Linked DNA regions of Mus musculus: region 1 is linked to region 2. The links are chromatin loops, found by intact Hi-C in ENCODE. Cell type or tissue: left cerebral cortex. All regions are shown on one strand. Each heading gives the region's core, and the rest is flanking DNA. Links, peaks and the distances in the headings are about the cores only.

Region 1 (8,549 bases), core at 278-8,277, 140 kb before region 2:
CAGGATGATATCTTCCAGATCCATCCATTTGTCTAAGAGTTTCATAAATTTATTGTTTTTAATAACTGCATAGTACTCCATTGTGTAAATGGGCTGGAGAGATGGCTCAGCCATTAAAGGCTAGGCTCACAACCAAAACTTAATTCTTTTTTTTTTTAATTTTTTATTAGGTATTTAGCTCATTTACATTTCCAATGCTATACCAAAAGTCCCCCATACCCACCCACCCCCACTCCCCTACCCACCCACTCCCCCTTTTTGGCCCTGGCGTTACCCTGTACTGGGGCATATAAAGTTTGCGTGTCCAATGGGCCTCTCTTTCCAGTGATGGCTGACTAGGCCATCTTTTGATACATATGCAGCTAGAGTCAAGAGCTCCGGGGTACTGGTTAGTTCATAATGTTGTTCCACCTATAGGGTTGCAGATCCCTTTAGCTCCTTGGGTACTTTCTCTAGCTCCTCCATTGGGAGCCCTGTGATCCATCCATTAGCTGACTGTGAGCATCCACTTCTGTGTTTGCTAGGCCCCGGCATAGTCTCACAAGAGACAGCTACATCTGGGTCCTTTCGATAAAATCTTGCTAGTGTATGCAATGGTGTCAGCGTTTGGATGCTGATTATGGGGTGGATCCCTGGATATGGCAGTCTCTACATGGTCCATCCTTTCATCTCAGCTCCAAACTTTGTCTCTGTAACTCCTTCCAAGGGTGTTTTGTTCTCACTTCTAAGGAGGGGCATAGTGTCCAGCAAAACTTAATTCTTAATGTTGTATAGGTGAGTACATCCAGAGGCCAGAAGAGTAAGTCAGATCCCTTGGGGCTGGAGTTGAGCCACGCAATGTGGATGGTGAAAACTGAATTCAAGTCTTGTCAAAGAGATATACACACTCTTAACTACTTAGCCATCTCTCCAATCCCAGATCAACCCACTTTGGCTGACAATGCTAAATACCATAAGTAGACAATAAGACAGGAGGAGGATGCCTTGTTGGAGCCTTGGTTGCAGCACCAGGGAGGTGGTACACAGAAGCAAGATATCCCCAGTTACTCCAAGAAAGTAAAGAGGCTTCTTACACAGCCAGTCACACATGTGCATCACTTTGTGAACCACAAACCTGTTTAATCAAGCTAGTCTGCACATTCACTAGGCCTGCCTGCCTCTGCTATCATGGGATGGAAGCCATTCTTTCAAGGCCAGATTGAAGACAGCTACAGGGAGGCATCATCTGGAGGGCCTGCAGGCTGAATCATCTAAATCAGTCATGGATGGAGAACAGGGGTAAAGTGTCTGGAGCAGCTGTGACTTAGGTGTCTAGAGACAGAAACTATGGTGTGAGCAGAAACTACAACAGTTGCAATGGTTCCTATAAGTGAAGTGCAGGGTCCTTGGGTGATCCAGGACTGAACTACACGTGTAGCTGTGAGATTGTTTAAATCAACCTTGGTTCTCATGATAACAAGAGAAATCTTTGAAGAGCTACTGCATGATGGACTACCCTAGAGGTCTCCACAGATGCAATAGCACTACAATAGCTATTGCTCACACACACACACACACACACACACACACACACACACACACACAAGTAAGCACACCTTGTGCACACACACACGTGCACCATTCATAGTTCTACATTCCAGAACATTTTCAGAGACAATAGCAGTGCTTCTGATCCCAGCTAGGTCTCTACCTAACCTGAGATAATTTGGCAGCTGCCACTGTGTATGGGTGTGCATATGGGCCTGATAGCTGCCAACTGAGAAATCCATTTAGCGAGACATAGATGATGCAAAATATACTAGAGGGGTATTTGTAATAGAGATCTACTTTGAAATTCAGTCTTCTTTAGCAAGTCACAACGCTCAACCTCTAGACAAATTCCCATGCAGAGGGGTGGTCTTCCTGTCTCAGTTAGGGAATGGTGACACCTGCTCCTCTTCCTCTTTCTCTTTTTCATGTCTCAAAATATAAGCAGTCATCATGCATTGATCCTGCCATGACATGCTGCCTCATCAGAGACCTATAATGGGATGGGTGCACAGACTTCAAAACTACAATCCAAACAAGTCGTTGTTGTTGTCTCCTCCTCATCTTCCTCTTCCTCCTCTTCTTCCTCCTCCTCCTCCTTCCTCTTCTTAAAAGAAACATAACTATTTCAGACGTTTGTTAAAATGATAAGATAATGTAAGACCAAGGGGCCTCTCTTCCCAATGATGGCCAACTAGGTCATCTTCTGCTACATATGCAGCTAGAGACATGAGCTCAGGGGGTACTGGTTAGTTCATATTGTTGTTCCACCTATCGGGTTGCAGACCCCTTCAGCTCCTTGGGTACTTTCTCTAGCTCCTTCATTGGGGGTCCTGTGTTCCATCCTATAGATGACTGTGAGCATCCACTTCTGTGTTTGCCAGGTACTGGCATAGCCTCACACAAGACAGCTATATCAGGGTCCTTTCAGCAAAATCTTGCTGGCATTTGCAATAGTGTCTTGGTTTGATGGTTGTATATGGGATGGATCCCTGGGTGGGGTAGTCTCTGGATGGTCCATCCTTTTGTTTTAGCTCCAAACTTTGTCTCTGTAACTCCTTCCATAGATATTTTGTTCCCTATTCTAAGGAGTAATGAAGTATCCACGCGTTGATCTTCCTTCTTCTTGAGTTTCATGTGTTTTGCAAATTTTATCTTGGATATTCTAAGTTTCTGGGCTAATATCCACTTATCAGTGAGTGCATATCAAGTGACTTCTTTTGTGATTGGGTTACCTCACTCAGGATGATAACCACCAGATACATCAATTTGCCTAAGAATTTCATAGATTCATTGTTTTTAATAGCTGAGTAGTACTCCATTGTGTAAATGTAACACACTTTCTGCATCCATTCCTCTGTTGAGGGACATCTGGGTTCTTTCCAGCTTCTGGCTATTATAAATAAGACTGCTATGAACATAGTGGAGCATGTGTCCTTATTACCAGTTGGAACTCTTCTGGGAATATGCCCAGGAGAGGTATTGCTGGATCTTCTGGTAGTACTATATCCAATTTTCTGAGGAACCACCAGACTGACTGCCAGAGTGGTTGTACAAGCTTTCAATCCCACCAGCAATGGAGGAGTATTCCTCTTTCTCCATATCCTCGCCAGCATCTGCTGTCACCTGAATTTTTGATCTTAGCCATCTGACTGGTGTGACGTGGAATTTCAGGGTTGTTTTCATTTGCATTTCCCTGATGATTAAGGATGTTGAACATTTTTTCAAGTGCTTCTCAGCCCTTCGGTATTCCTCAGTTGAAAATTCTTTGTTTAGCTCTGTGCCCCATTTTTAATGGGGTTATTTGAATTTCTAGAGTCCAGCTTCTTGAGTTCTTTGTATATATTGGATATTAGTCCCTTATCAGATTTAGGATTGATAAAAATCCTTTCCCAATTTGTTGGTGACCTTTTTGTCTTTTTGACAGTGTCTTTTGCCTTATAGAAGCTTTGCAGTTTTATGAGGTCCCATTTGTCAATTCTTGATCTTACAGCACAAGCCATTGCTGTTCTGTTTAGGAATTTTCCCCCTGTACCCATATCTTCGAGGCTTTTCCCCTACTTTCTCCTCTATAAATTTCAGTGTCTCTGGTTTTATGTGGAGTTCTTTGATTCACTTAGACTTGAGCTTTGTGTCTTGTGGAATTCTAAGCATCACATTACAAAGCAGTAAATCTTATCAGTCCTTTAAAGAGAAGATTGGGGTTTGTTCAAGACCACACAGTGGCTGGGGATTGGCCAAAAGTTGGAGCCCTGAGCTGCCTAAGTCCTATGTGTTACAGCTAAACAGCTCTACTGCATTTCCAAGAGTACGACAGTCATGCTTCAATGTGTTGACATGTGGCTACTTCTAAATCCTCTCTGCCTCTTTCTCTAAGTAGCCAGTGCAGAAAAGGGTTGTTAAAGGTAAATAAGAAGAGGAAACTTTTACAGGTGCCTACTTCAGAGTTGGAAACTTTCTGAAAGACCATCTAGTCCAAACCTCTCTTTTTAGTGAAGAGAAAACAAGGCCCACAGAGTTGAAGGTCTTGTCTAAAGCCACACAGCTGGCTAGCAGCAGCACACATCTGGGGCAGACAGTACACAGCTAGATAGCTGGGACATATAGTTTCCCACTGCGTGGTTTCTGTAGATGACATGGGAAGGAAGATATGGGGAGATTCAGGGAGCATGTGGGAAGGAACAAGGTGGGAAGCTGTGCTTTGGCTGGTAGGAGGCAACTCCTCCCCTCCCTCAACATGCATACTGCTTCCACCATGTCCTCACAAAGGCCATAGCACGGAGGGGGAACCTCTAGGGAGAGGCCCTGCTCTCTTTATCAGGTAAGACACACCAGGGCTTCAGACACAGATGGAGGATACAACAGGGAAGTCACCATCACGTCTGCGCATGAAGACCGTGGGAACCTCTTTTCTTTTCTTGTTTTTCCATATTTTAAGCACATGCAAATCCCCAGAGAGAGAGAGAGGCTTTCAGAAGGAGCACATGTGAGTCGGTGGAGCAGCCATGGCGCTTGACTGACTAGATGGGTTTAGGGAGCCTGCCAAGATGCATATGACACTCCATACAGATCCTGGAAAACTACACAGAAAAAAAATTCTAATTAGCAATCTGGCTCTCAAGCTGTTCCCAGAGGCTGCTCTCCAGGCATCGAGCTGCTAGGTGGAACATGCGTCTCCTGGGCCTCAGTTCCCTGTCCCTGCACATACATTTATAAGTTCTTCTTCCATCCTGGCATTCTACAGTTGTGCATACTATCGCATTCATTTTGGCCCACTCTTTTCTCCCATGCCCCCAGGAATCATGACCTTGAAGGTCTTTCCAGTGCAAATATATTATTCTGAAGTCTGTGATTAGCCTCTTCATTCCTCCGCATTTAGTTGCTTAGTTTATACATATTTATCTTTCAATGTGTGCATCCTCTCCCCTAAACTGAAGTGAAGCCATTCAAGCAAAGGACAGATCTAGGTTCTTTCATGATTTCCACAATCGTTTCTGGAAGCACGGGTCCTGGGTGAGCTTCAGCAGCTGCTGCAGATAACAGCATACAGTGTGGTAACTGGGAGAATGAGCTGAGGATGCAGAAGTGAACTCTGTCATGAAAAATGAGTTCTGTCCAGGACAGATAGTCACAAAAATTTGACTTGATTACAATATAAACTACCCCCCTACCTTCCCCCAAAAGAAAGAAAGAAAAGAAAAAAATGATAGAAATGATACCTAGTCAGGCCCTGTAGTTTCCTCTTAAGGGCCCTTCCAATGAGCAGTGGTAATCAAAATCTGTTATCACTCAAAGGAACTATCTTATTCCTAAAGTTAAAGTTCTTATCTCACTTTCCCTGGATATTTTCTTCAGTTCAGGAATAGGCCTATCAGTAACAAACCTACTTTGTGTCAAGATTTGAGAGGTAATTCTTCCAGACCAACCCCTTACCCCTGTCCATGTACCCAAATTCTCAGTTGTTGCCAAGAGAACATACTTAGGAAGCAAGTAACCACAGGAGATCTATTATGTTAATGAAAAATGAGGCAGGGCTTGCCTGCCTGGGGTGGAGGAGCGATGGGGGAGGATGGGGACATAATGGCCAGGGGCAGGGCATGACACAACAAGCTGAAGTATCACCAGGCTCAGAGGGATGTAGCTTAGAGAATCTCTCCCTGGTCAGAAGACTGTAAAGGCAAGTGGGATGGTGTGTCAGGGTATACAATGATGGAGAGGTAAGAGAAAGAAAGAGGTCCTGAAAGGAGCCAAGAAAAGGTCAGAGTCATTAGGTTGGGGACACCCCAGATCTTTCCTTGATCAAGAATCTTAAGGAAAGATGTAGTTCTGTTGACGACTATAAGGACTAGCTTCAAACCTCCTTCATGGTTTTCTTTACTCTCCCACAAAGGGCCTTTTATTTATTTATTTATTTATTTATTTATTTATTTATTTATTTATTTATAACCAGGGAAAAGCTCAGGGAACAAAACAAGTAGACAAGAAAGAAAGGCATCTGAAGGTCTTGGCCCAGAACTGTTTCTCTGTCACTTTCCCACTGGCCACAATAAGCCACATGACTTAGCATAACTGAGAAAATACCTCTAGTGGGAGCCTATGGTGGTTTGGATGTTCAACCCAGGGAGTGCCACTACTAGGGGGTGTGGCCCTGTTGGAGGAACTGTGTCACTGTGGGAGGGAGGCTTGAGACCCTTCTACTATTCATGTGGGAGACAATCTTCTTCTGTTTGCCTTCAGAACAAGATGTAGAACTCTCAGCTCCTCCTCTATGCCGTGCCTGCCCGGAAGCTACCATGCTCCTGCCATGATGAAAATGGACTGAACCTCTGACCCTGTTAGCCAGCCCCAATTAAATGTTGTCCTTCTAAGAGTTGCCTTCATCATGGTGTCTGTTCACAGCAATGGAAATCCTAAGACAGAGCTGTTGTGACCACTGAGCAAGGGATGAAATAGCACAAATATCTTGTCATGTGCACACGTGTGGAGCTGGAACCAGTAGTTCACTTTGTCTCCTCCCTTTATCTTTCTCAACCCAGGCTTTTAAGATAGACACTAGGAGCCGCTGTGGCTATGATCTCACCTGTTTGAAACTGATCTGAAGATCAAGCCTAAACCCCAGGATTAGGTACACCCATAGCCAAGCTCTACCCTGCCTTTTCAACCTGTAATTATGACTTGCTTAACTTAGCTTTGAATTGGGATCCTGTCACCCACAGACAACGAATACTAGTGAAGTATTACCTCGCCAGTGGTCTTTGTTGGCCTGGTATTCTGTGTTTGCCTTTTTCTCTCCCAAAGAGAAGCTGGCAAACCGTGCCCATGGGATGAAACCAGCAGCTTTCTGTGTTTGTAAATAAAGTTTTATTGGAAAACAGTCTCATCCATTTGTTTACATGTCCTTGGCTGCTTTCACATTGCAGTGGCACAATTGAGTAATAGTGACACAGAGCATATGGCCCACAAACAGTAAAATATTTATTATTTAGCAGACGTTTACAAACTACTGCTCTAAAAGAAGTTGGCCACATGTCTCTCTAGCTAGTCTCAGACACCTGCATGTGGATAACTCCCATACTGAGTTCCTTGGCTCTTACCTTACTCCTCCTTTGTGTACCTGCACATCCTTTCCTTCTAGAATGTTCTAAACTTTCTAAATTCATGATTATCAAACTCAAACTAAACTTATTCTTTCCTTTTATATTGACCATTGTTTTTTCACCTTCATGTCAGCTAGTGGAGCCCTTAGCATCCATGCACATTAACCATAAACTCATCCCCTGTGCCCCTCCACCATGCTTCACCGGTTGTCTTTGATAAGAAGATACCTTCTATCCTGGCTTTCTCCATATCTTCTCTGGTGTTTCTCCATTTAAACTGCCCTGGCTTGTAGGAGTTATCTCACAGCACCCACCAGTTCTGCCCCTTTCCTGAGGGACCCCAAACTTCCCCATTAAGGCTTCATTCACCATGCAAGGCCCCACCAATTTCCTGGTTTTGCTATTCACTTGAACTTTATTTGGGGGTACACTGTCAGCTTTCTGTATCTGCAAATGCCACATACTTGTATTCACTCTGGTGTGGGTTAACAATATTTGGGAAGGACATTTATGTACAGAACAAGTTCAGACTTCCAGTGCCATCATTCCCTAAACAACATAGTGTAGCAACTATGAACAGAACATTCACCTCATGCTGGGATCTTATGTAGAAGGCATGCAACAATGTGAGAAGATGTGTGTAAGTTATGCATAAGTACATGACACTTTATATAAGACTCGGTAGACGGAATGGAGAAATGGCTCTGGAGTTTTTGCTGCTCTTATACAAGGATCAGTTCTCAGTAGCCATATTAGGTGGCTCACAACTGCCTGTAACTCTGGCTTGAGAGATCAGATGCCTTCTTCTGCTGTCTTTGGGGACCCAGTCATAAGTAGCATGAACATACACACACATACACACAAACTTATACATACACACACATATATACACACTTAAAACAACACTCCATATCTGAGAGAAAAACATGCCATATTTGCCTTATCTGGCTTATTTTGCTTAACATGATAATCTCTGATTCCATCTGTTTTCCTGTAAATGACTTAATTTCACTTTCTATAAGACCGAATAAAGCCTCATTTTGTATACATAGTGCATGATATATAAATCTTTAAAATTTTACTTTTTCAAAACAATGAGTGGGAAGTGGTTGTCACAGAGGGTTTCAATTTGCATTTTCTCTATTGTTAAGGTTAAAATATTTTTCATTATTATTATTAACCACTGATATTTGTGTATTCTGGCATATATATACATATATATATATATATATATATATATATATATATGAATTTTTGTCCATTGTAGGTGTGATAAATAAGGGTTCTCAGTTTGTGACTTTCCTTTTCTATTCCATACTGTCTATTGATGTATAAAAGTTCTCGGCTTTGTTGTAATTACATTTTTCAAATTTCCCTGTATGGTTTGTGCCTTTGTATTTGTTTAAGGAAGTTTCAATTTTAATG
Region 2 (8,549 bases), core at 369-8,368:
TTGAAGGGGTTTGCAGTCCCATAGGAAGAACAACAATATGAACTAACCAGTACACCCAAAGCTCCCAGGGGACTAAACCATCAACCAAAGAAAACACATGGTGGGACTCATGGCTCCAGCTGTATATGTAGCAGAGGATGGCCTAGTTGGTCATCAATGGGAAGAGAGGCCCTTGGTCCTGTGAAGTTTCTATGCCCCAATATATGGGAATGCCAGGGCCAAAAAATGGGAGTGGGTGTGTTAAGGAGCAGAGGGAGGGGTAGGGGAGAGGGGGTTTTTGGAGGGGAAACTAGGAAAGGGATAACATTTGAAATGTAAATAAAGAAAATACCTAATTTAAAGAAAGAATAGTCAAGTAGATAGATGGATGGTTAATTAATTGAATTGATTAATAGAAAAGATACAATCTCTGCCCTTGAGACTCTTACTATCTGGTTGAATAGGTCTCTTTGCATAGATTAGTGTAAGAACAACACATTTTTCAAAAGATTTGAAGTCTGATGTGGGGGAGCGAGGTGGCTCAGCTGTTAAGAGCACTGTCTACTCTTCCAGAGGACTTGGGTTCAATCCAGTCACCCACATGGCATCTCACAGTTCACAATCATCTATGACTCCAGTCCCAGGGGAATCCCTTCCCCTCTTAATGGCCTCCAAAGACACCAGGAATGCATGTGGAGCACATAAATGCATACAGGCAAAACATTCTGCACATAAGCACAAAATAAAATAATTGAATAAAATAAAAGACATTTTTCTTTAACACCCAGCCAGAAAAGTCTCTCTCTCTCTCAGTCCTTCCCTGGCCAAAAAAAAAAAAAAAAAAAAAAAAAAAAAAAATCCTCGTCATGAAGAAGCTCCTGAGAGGAGGAAAGTCATCTGTGACCTTATGGTCCAGACCCAAACCAGCTGGGCCTGAGAGCCAAGAAAGAGTGCTAAGAGCAAGCAGAGCTGCTTGGCTGCTGTGCCTACCCAGTGCTGGGGCAGGTGCCAGGAAGTGCTTGGGACACCAGGCATGGGGAATGGGGAGCCAATGTCGATGCTGCCAAAGGGGCAGGACTGGAAGCAGCATGGAGCACAAACACTCAGACCCTGTGGCTCTCCCAGGGTGCGCAGCTGTAATTCTACCTAAGTCCCTGCCTGTACTAGTTAAGTCACTATGTGTAACCAATCACCCCAAACTGTAAAACCCTGAACAACAATCATAATCAGCCTGTATCATTTCCGTGGGTCAGAAAGCGAGGGTCAGTTTGGCTGGGCAGTTCTGTCTCAGTGCCTGGGGAAGTTATAGGGATGTACTCAACAAAGGTTGCAGACTCTAGGCTGGAGGGTGGGAAAGACAACCCACTCAGTAAACTGCCTGCCTCCCAAGCATGAGGACACAGGCCATTTGACAGACAGACCCTGCCTCGCCATACCCTAATATCACCTAAGAAGCAGTTACATAAGCGATTACGTTGAACCTTATCATCAACAAAAAGGCTGAAAATGCCAGGTCCAAAGAAAACTCCACTCTCCCAAATTCTGGTGCCCTAATTTCCTCTACCAAAGGAGCCACTTCTTTATCTGACCGAAGGACAAATGGCTATGTGTGGTGCCTATTAGCACACCAAAACTCCTGCTGGCCTCTGGGCTCTCTCAGCATTGCAAATACCTATTACAGAGTCTGAGCTAGCATCCAGGCTCTTCCTGACCCCTACCCTAAACTTCTCCAGCTCACAAGATTCCCTCCCCCATCCTCTCATTTCCATAACCCTGCACACACTCTGACTCCTCTCTCTCTCTCTCTCTCTCTCTCTCTCTCTCTCTCTCTCTCTCTCTCTCTCTCTTGCTCACTCACTCTAAACCCCTCCAATCCAATCTGCTAGCCTTGCTCAGTCTACTACTTTGTTTACTTGCTCTGGACTCTTCCAGATGCCTCTGGCTGGAGGCTCCATCATAGCTGCAATAAAAACATTCCCTTCAACCATACCTTGAAGAACAAACTGGGGGCTTCCAGCGTTCCTCAGTGGCCTGTACTTCATTGTCTCTTCTGAATCACATGTCTCCTAGTTCACTATCTCTTCCATGTCACACATCTCCCATTCAGTGTCTCTTCCATGTTCATGTCTCCTAGTTCACTGTCTTGTCCATGTCACAGGTCTCCTAGTTCACTGTCTTTTCGTGTTATGTGTCTTCTTCTGGTTTTTTTCTGCCTTCAGCTGTTCTCTTAAAACCTATTTTTAGCAAACACAGAAGTGGATGCTCACAATCAGCTATTGGATGGATCACAGGGCCCCCAATGGAGGAGCTAGAAAAAGTACCCAAGGAGCTAAAGGGATCTGCAACCCTATGGGTGGAACAACAATATGAACTAACCAGTACCCTTGGAGCTCCTGACTCTAGCTGCATAGGTATCAGAAGATGGCCTAGTTGGCCATCAGTGGAAAGGCCCATTGGTCATGCAAACTTTTTATGCCTCAGTACAGGGGAACGCCAGGGCCAAGAAGTGGGAGTGGGTGGGTAGAGGATTGGAGGGGGGGTATGGGGGACTTTTGGGATAGCACTGGAAATGTAAATGAAGAAAATACCTAATTAAAAGAAAGAAAGAAAGAAATTAGGGAAACAACACCCTTCTCAATAGTCACACACACACACACACACACACAAAAGCCATTCTACTTACTGTCTGTATGACAGAGGGCTGGTTGTTAAGTCTCTCTGTTTCTCAGTCTCTTCCCCCAGAAACATGGAGAAATGACAGTGTTCCTGTCACTGAGTGTGCATGTAAATTACACAAATTAAGCCAAATGAAATATTTAGAGCAAGACTGAGTAGTCTTGACAATGCTGAACTCAGTGCTGTGTGTGTCATGCATGTTTCATGTATGTGTCAAGCATCATACAGCACTATACAGAACACTAACAGGTCTTTCGACTGCAATTGTCGGCTAGAATTAAACAATAATGTGGCCAAATGGCAGGGGTTTGTAATCAGCACCTTCCTTATTAAACATTTTTTAATTTAAAAAAAAAACCTATTTTTACCCTTTTGTAGTCTAACTTCTAGTTTTACTACTTGTATCTGCCCTCTTTATATGTGTGCATATATAAATCTGCATATGAGAGAAAGAGAGAGACCCTGTCTCAGAAAACAAGTAGGATGACACCTAACCCCGGGCACTCAGGGTCATCGTGGCTTCCATGCACACTCACACACACTAAATCCAGGCTGAACAGAGGTTGCATGGTCCCCTTTCGAGATGGCTCACTTGAATGACTGGCAAATCAGTGCTTTCTTAGTTGTTGGAAGGCCAACAAGGCCAGCTTGGGAGATTTAGCTGTAAGCAAATCACCTCTGGATTTGTACAGCTCGACTAAAACCACTCCATAGAAGTTGAAGTTGATACTGACAACATGGTTGTGAGCTTTTACACACATACACGCACACGCACGCACACACATGGGTGCACACGCATGTACACAAGTGCATGTGCACACACACGTTGAAGCCCTGACACTCACCCCACATGGTAGCACTGAGTGGTGAGTCCTTTGGGTAGCAGTCAGGTTCAGGTGAGGTCATGAGGGTGGGAAGTCTGTAAGGGAAGGAAGGAGAGAGAGCAGAACGTTCAATCACACAGTGCAGTAAGTGTGCTTTCCCTGTTTTCTTCAAAATGGGATGTAATATAGCTTACAATTGAGGGTATGAATGTTAGGAAGAGGGATCTCACCAGGAGCCAAGTCTGCTAGCACCGTGATCGTCAACCTCCCAGCCTCTAGAACAATAAGAAATAAGTGTCTGATAAGCCACTGACCAACCTGTGGGGTTTATTCACAGCAGCCAGAGACAGCCAGAAAGCAGCCTCAGAAAGGTATATTCTAGACGGTGTAGTATCAAGATGGGAGACAGCTATCTAAGTCCTATGGGTGTGTAAAGCCATTGAGACCTTCAGGTCTGTCTGTCGTGGCATCTATGTATCCATCATCCCTGTATCTATAATGCCAGGGCACAGGGTTGTGCCAGGCCTGAGGTGGGTAACAACTGCTAAAAAAACATGTGTGTCCTTTTTCCATCCAGTAACTCGGTTAAATGGAGCGGGTGCCCAGGGGATTCCCTGCTTCCTGACAGGCTGTAGGTGCTGAGCACAGGGACTCTGCCTGCCCCCAGTGACATTTCAGTCAGTTCAGTGAGGCACTTGTGTAAACTGACCATTCTGTATAATGTGGTAAATGTACACACAGGAGGTTAGAGTCAGAAGGGAAGAGGCCAGTGTGGAGGCATGTAGCAATGCTGGCAGCGGTGTGAAGTTGAAAGAACCTTCCCGGGGCAGATGAGAGAGACTAACTGTGAATGATGGGATATGGTCATTAGAGCATTCCTAAAGGCTGAATCCTCTTAGTCTCTTTTGCTTCGGAGAGAGCAGCTAGAGAAGGTGCGAGGATCTAGGGTCAAACACCTAGCGTCTCTTTTGAGCTTAGTATAGCAAATTCAATTTTTATTTTTCTAGGTCTAGCATAATGTCCTACTTTCTTCCTCATCATTTGGATGGAGCCTTTCCACATGGAAGAGAGTGTCTGGGGACAGCAACAAACCTTACATCTCCTGGTTCTGAGTGTAGGCCCTGGTCTGCAGCTGGAGCTCCACAAACAGCCATTGAATCTAAAGAAGCAGCTGCCCTTCCCATTTGCCTGAAGGCTCCAGGGAACATCCCTCCAGGGCTAGTAGTTCCCTTAATTTCTAGGGACTGAACCTCTGGGAGTGTCACTGTTGGTCCATACTGCCACCCAGTGGTTATACTTGGGTACTGCATGTTCTCAGTGGACAACTCTGGAGGGTCCCCAAATGGCCATGTTCAACCCCATAACATCTCAGAATAACTATCTATTTTAGCTTTTGTGTGCTAAGTGTCCATCTTCCAACAGATTGCTAATGAGAGGTCATATCTGAGAGAGATAAAAGGGAAATGACGGACTGTGACAAGCCTTTACCAAGGAGCATGTTGGCCAGGATGGTGACTGCCATCTGTTAGGTGCCACTCTCTTGCTGTGCTGCCCTAGACAATCACTTTGTTTCGGTGGACTTGCTCAGTGAAGCATCTTTTGCAGCCTTTCTGCAAAATAAGAGATTGCACAGCTTACAGAATTGCTATGGGGATTAAAATAAATAATCCATATAAACTACGCTAAAGCTCCCTGGCAGGCACATGCAAGCACTTAGCAAATATAAACACAAGGCACTTAAGTTTCTGTTATTCTATCTCAGCTCAGCGAGGGGGATGAAGGGAGCCTTAGTGCCATCTCCATTGTTGACAAGGACACTGAGGACCTGAGGGCTTAAGTAACTTCCCCCAAGGTCCTTCAGTCTGAAAAGGGCGGGGTTTAAAGCCCATCTTTATGGATCTTGCCGTCATCCCAAGTAGGTCTTTGAAAGTTCTGCCCCTTGAGTTGCAGACCCACTGGGAGAAAGTTGAAATGATCCAAAGAGGAAGAAAGAATGACAAAGATCCAAATCTAGCACAGTTTACAGCTCACATCTACTATGGGTGAGCAATCCTCTCGACGGAAGAAGGCACATGTTTTCCAAACCCTGGTCCTGAGGAGTGCCCACTGCGTCAGGAGGTTCTGGCTTCAATTCATACACAGAAGCTGTGTTATGTGGCTAAGTGACTTAGACACATGCTGTCCACTCTCTAGGACACAGCTTCTTCCATGTCCAGGTGGGACAAGAGAATCCAAATCACCTGCCCAGGCTGACATCTTGTCATCCCATAATCTATACCCTTCGAGTGCTCCCTAACTATCTGCAGTGAGGGTCCCAGGTGACCAGCAAAGAACCAGAACCCTGGAAAGGACTGGTGACAGATGGAAAGGCTGGCTGGGTTCTATCACATGAGCAGGAACTTAATCCCTGCTAGAATCCAGTAACAATGTCCACAAAGGCCTGGAAGCCAGGCCCGTGATTTATGGACAAGATTAGAAGACTACAGTGATTATTGGCCCAGAAGACCCACACTGGGTAGGGCATGAGCAGAGGCTACAGCTCCAGGGAGTGCAGGGTTCAGAAGGTGCCACACAGCACCTTACGTCCCTTCAGGGTACGAGGTGGCTGTGTGCTATTGTCTTGTTTTGGCGAATATTTTCAGCATGAGTGGGCCAATTGGCAGACGTAATCATAGGCATTTCACACACACACACCTAACAAGGGCAAGATGAATGATGTGGGTGGTGCTGGAGTCATAAATATCACCAGTATATCAAGGCAAAATGAAAGCAAAGAAAATAAATCTATCAGGATTCCGTGGCTCTCCAAAGCAACCCCAGGACAAAGGAAGCCAGATTCCCCCGACAGCCTGAGCACCGGACTCCTAAACTGTCTTCTCTGGCCGCCAAAGCTTGAGCAATTTCGACACAAGGCAGTGTGTGACTCTCGTGTGCTTTGGAGCACCTGCATGACTCTGATGTAGAAAGCCTGGTAAATCTCACAATGTGTGTGTGTGACTTAGGACAGCCTGAGTTCTGTTTCCTACTGGCTGGCTGGTCAGTGGCCTCTCTCCGTGTTGGCTTCCTCATCTAGAAAGGAAAATGGGAGTCTTGATGAGAGTGTGGTTGTATGACATGGATCACAAGCCTAGTGTTCCACTTTTGACAAACTAGTGCCTGAGTGAGGTCGCTGGAAGCCTGCAGATCTACTCCACGCCACGCTGGCAGGACTGATGTTTTGTTTCCCCACTGAGAATGAGAGAAGTGAAGAGTCCTGGGTGGCTCTGTAAAAGCCGCATGCTGGGTTTGGGGACTCTTGTTCAAGGTCGTGTTTGAGCTTGTTTCTATGGTCAATACAGTTTGGTAGACACCTCCACCTGACTTATAAAATTGTGCCTAAATTCTACCTGGGAACATAGAGAGGGCTCAGATCACAGCCACCTCCTCCCCAGCCTCTAGGTGGAGTGGAACAGAGTCAAAGAGTTGTCAGTAGAAAACAGAGTTGGCAGTAGAAAAGTAAAACTCTCCAGCGGCTGTGTAGCTCCTCATGTGGGAGAAAGGCGGGTAAATGAACTGACTAGTATATCAGGAACCAAGCTCTTCCCCAACATAAGAAGTAACTCCTACCTTCCCCCCTTTCAAAGACAGGGCCCACAGACAGACCTCAAGCAGTGGGCTCAGAGAAGCTTGGGAGATGAAGTCTGAAGCTGCCCAACCCTGAAGTGGCTTCTAAGGGAATCTTTGTTCTGGTTTGGAGTCTCCTGCTACTTCTTAACTTCTGGCCTGGCAGGATGCCCTGGAAGTCTCCTATCTCCCTTTCTCCCCCAGGTGATCTACAGCTCTGGCCAGCTGCTTCATCACCCACTAGGTCCACCCTCCACTTTGAAGACCTGCAACCTCAAGATAGCCAACCAAGGGCCCAGGACTGGAGCCTTGGTTGAGCATCCTTTCTTAGCATCCACATGGGCTTCTGGAGATATGGTACAGATGACTAACATGACAGGAGCATTTGGGAAGACCAGATACAGCAGACACTGACATTTTGCTCAAAAGCAACACCCGAGAGTCAAGATGCTGCAGCTCAACTCTGAGTACCCTAACATCTGGTCACCCCCAGTCCACCAAAACTTATTCAGCTGGCTCCCCAGTGTGGGAGCCATGGGAGCCACATGGCAGATGCCTGTAAGATGCTGGGGAAAGACCAGACTCTTCAACAGCCAGCACCTAGAAATCAAGGCCTACTGAGGGATGTGGGGAGAAAAGGCACACAGTAGTCTAGAACCTCAGCCTCTGCATGTAAAACAAACAAATAAACAAACAAACAAACATCTTGCCTTGGTTTCTAACATCCCAAGAGTGTCAAGGGCAAAAATATCAGAATCCCTGGAGTAGAGAATACTCAGAAGATGGTCTAGCCTGGTGATTCTGATGACACCCCACAAAATCACCCCCAGAGCTAATGAAACCACAAACTGCTGGCCACCCACAGGCCTGGCGCAGCTGGGCTCTCTGGAGGCTGATGCTCAGAAATGTGTGCCTTTGGCAAGTGCCCAGGAGCTCTGGTGATAGCAGGGTGGTGTGGTAGCAGTGTTTGGACACCTGGGACTCTGTGAACGGCCCTGGAACATTCCTGCCTGTGGGAATCACACTCAAGGATCTGGTCCAGATGCTTGGTTTCCTCTAGGTCTGGGAATGGCACCTGAGATTCTAAGTCCCCATTGCTGAGGCTGCTGATCCCAGGAACATAAGCCTATCGGAGTCTGTTCTCTAGCATCCCCCATCTCACTGAGAAACAGAAAAAAGCCCACAGGGAAGCAACTGAGCCAGAAGAGAAGAAAATGGGGTGGGTGGAAGCTGCAAGCAAGCTGGGCAAGAACTAGTGCCTCGCACAGCTAGTCCAAGGCCAGCAGGGTAACTCCAGCTTATCATTTTCTGACCAAGTGATGGTCCTGGGGCTACCTTCCTAATGACCATTGTGGCTATACAGTGGGAAGTAGTCACAGATGGCACAGACAGGTCCCTTGATCGGGAAATCTGCTGGACCCCTGACAGCTACAGCTCTGCGTCTGGCAAAACTGACATCAGAATGCA

What was found. A loop is a pair of places that touch in the nucleus more often than their neighbours do. Peaks named below come from ENCODE experiments on the same cell type or tissue, not always from the same donor. Only the 100,000 strongest peaks of a DNase experiment are listed, where the experiment ranks them.
Region 1: a loop joins it to region 2, with 2.5 times the contacts of the local background. A loop is called at or near these places in 5 of 42 quality-filtered maps.

What each region holds. Positions count from the first base shown.
Region 1 is chr15:34,681,747-34,690,295 of GRCm38, reverse strand. No RefSeq gene overlaps it. Among named protein-coding and RNA genes, the nearest start is that of Nipal2, 7.3 kb to the right of the region's middle. In left cerebral cortex, for the core only: no CTCF peak of the experiment used is centred there; DNase peaks (open chromatin) are centred at 1,757, 4,580 and 4,979; H3K27ac peaks cover 2,073 bases.
Region 2 is chr15:34,537,366-34,545,914 of GRCm38, reverse strand. No RefSeq gene overlaps it. Among named protein-coding and RNA genes, the nearest start is that of Gm22208, 9.9 kb to the right of the region's middle. In left cerebral cortex, for the core only: a CTCF peak has its summit at 4,783 (motif pointing left); DNase peaks (open chromatin) are centred at 981, 4,741 and 8,204.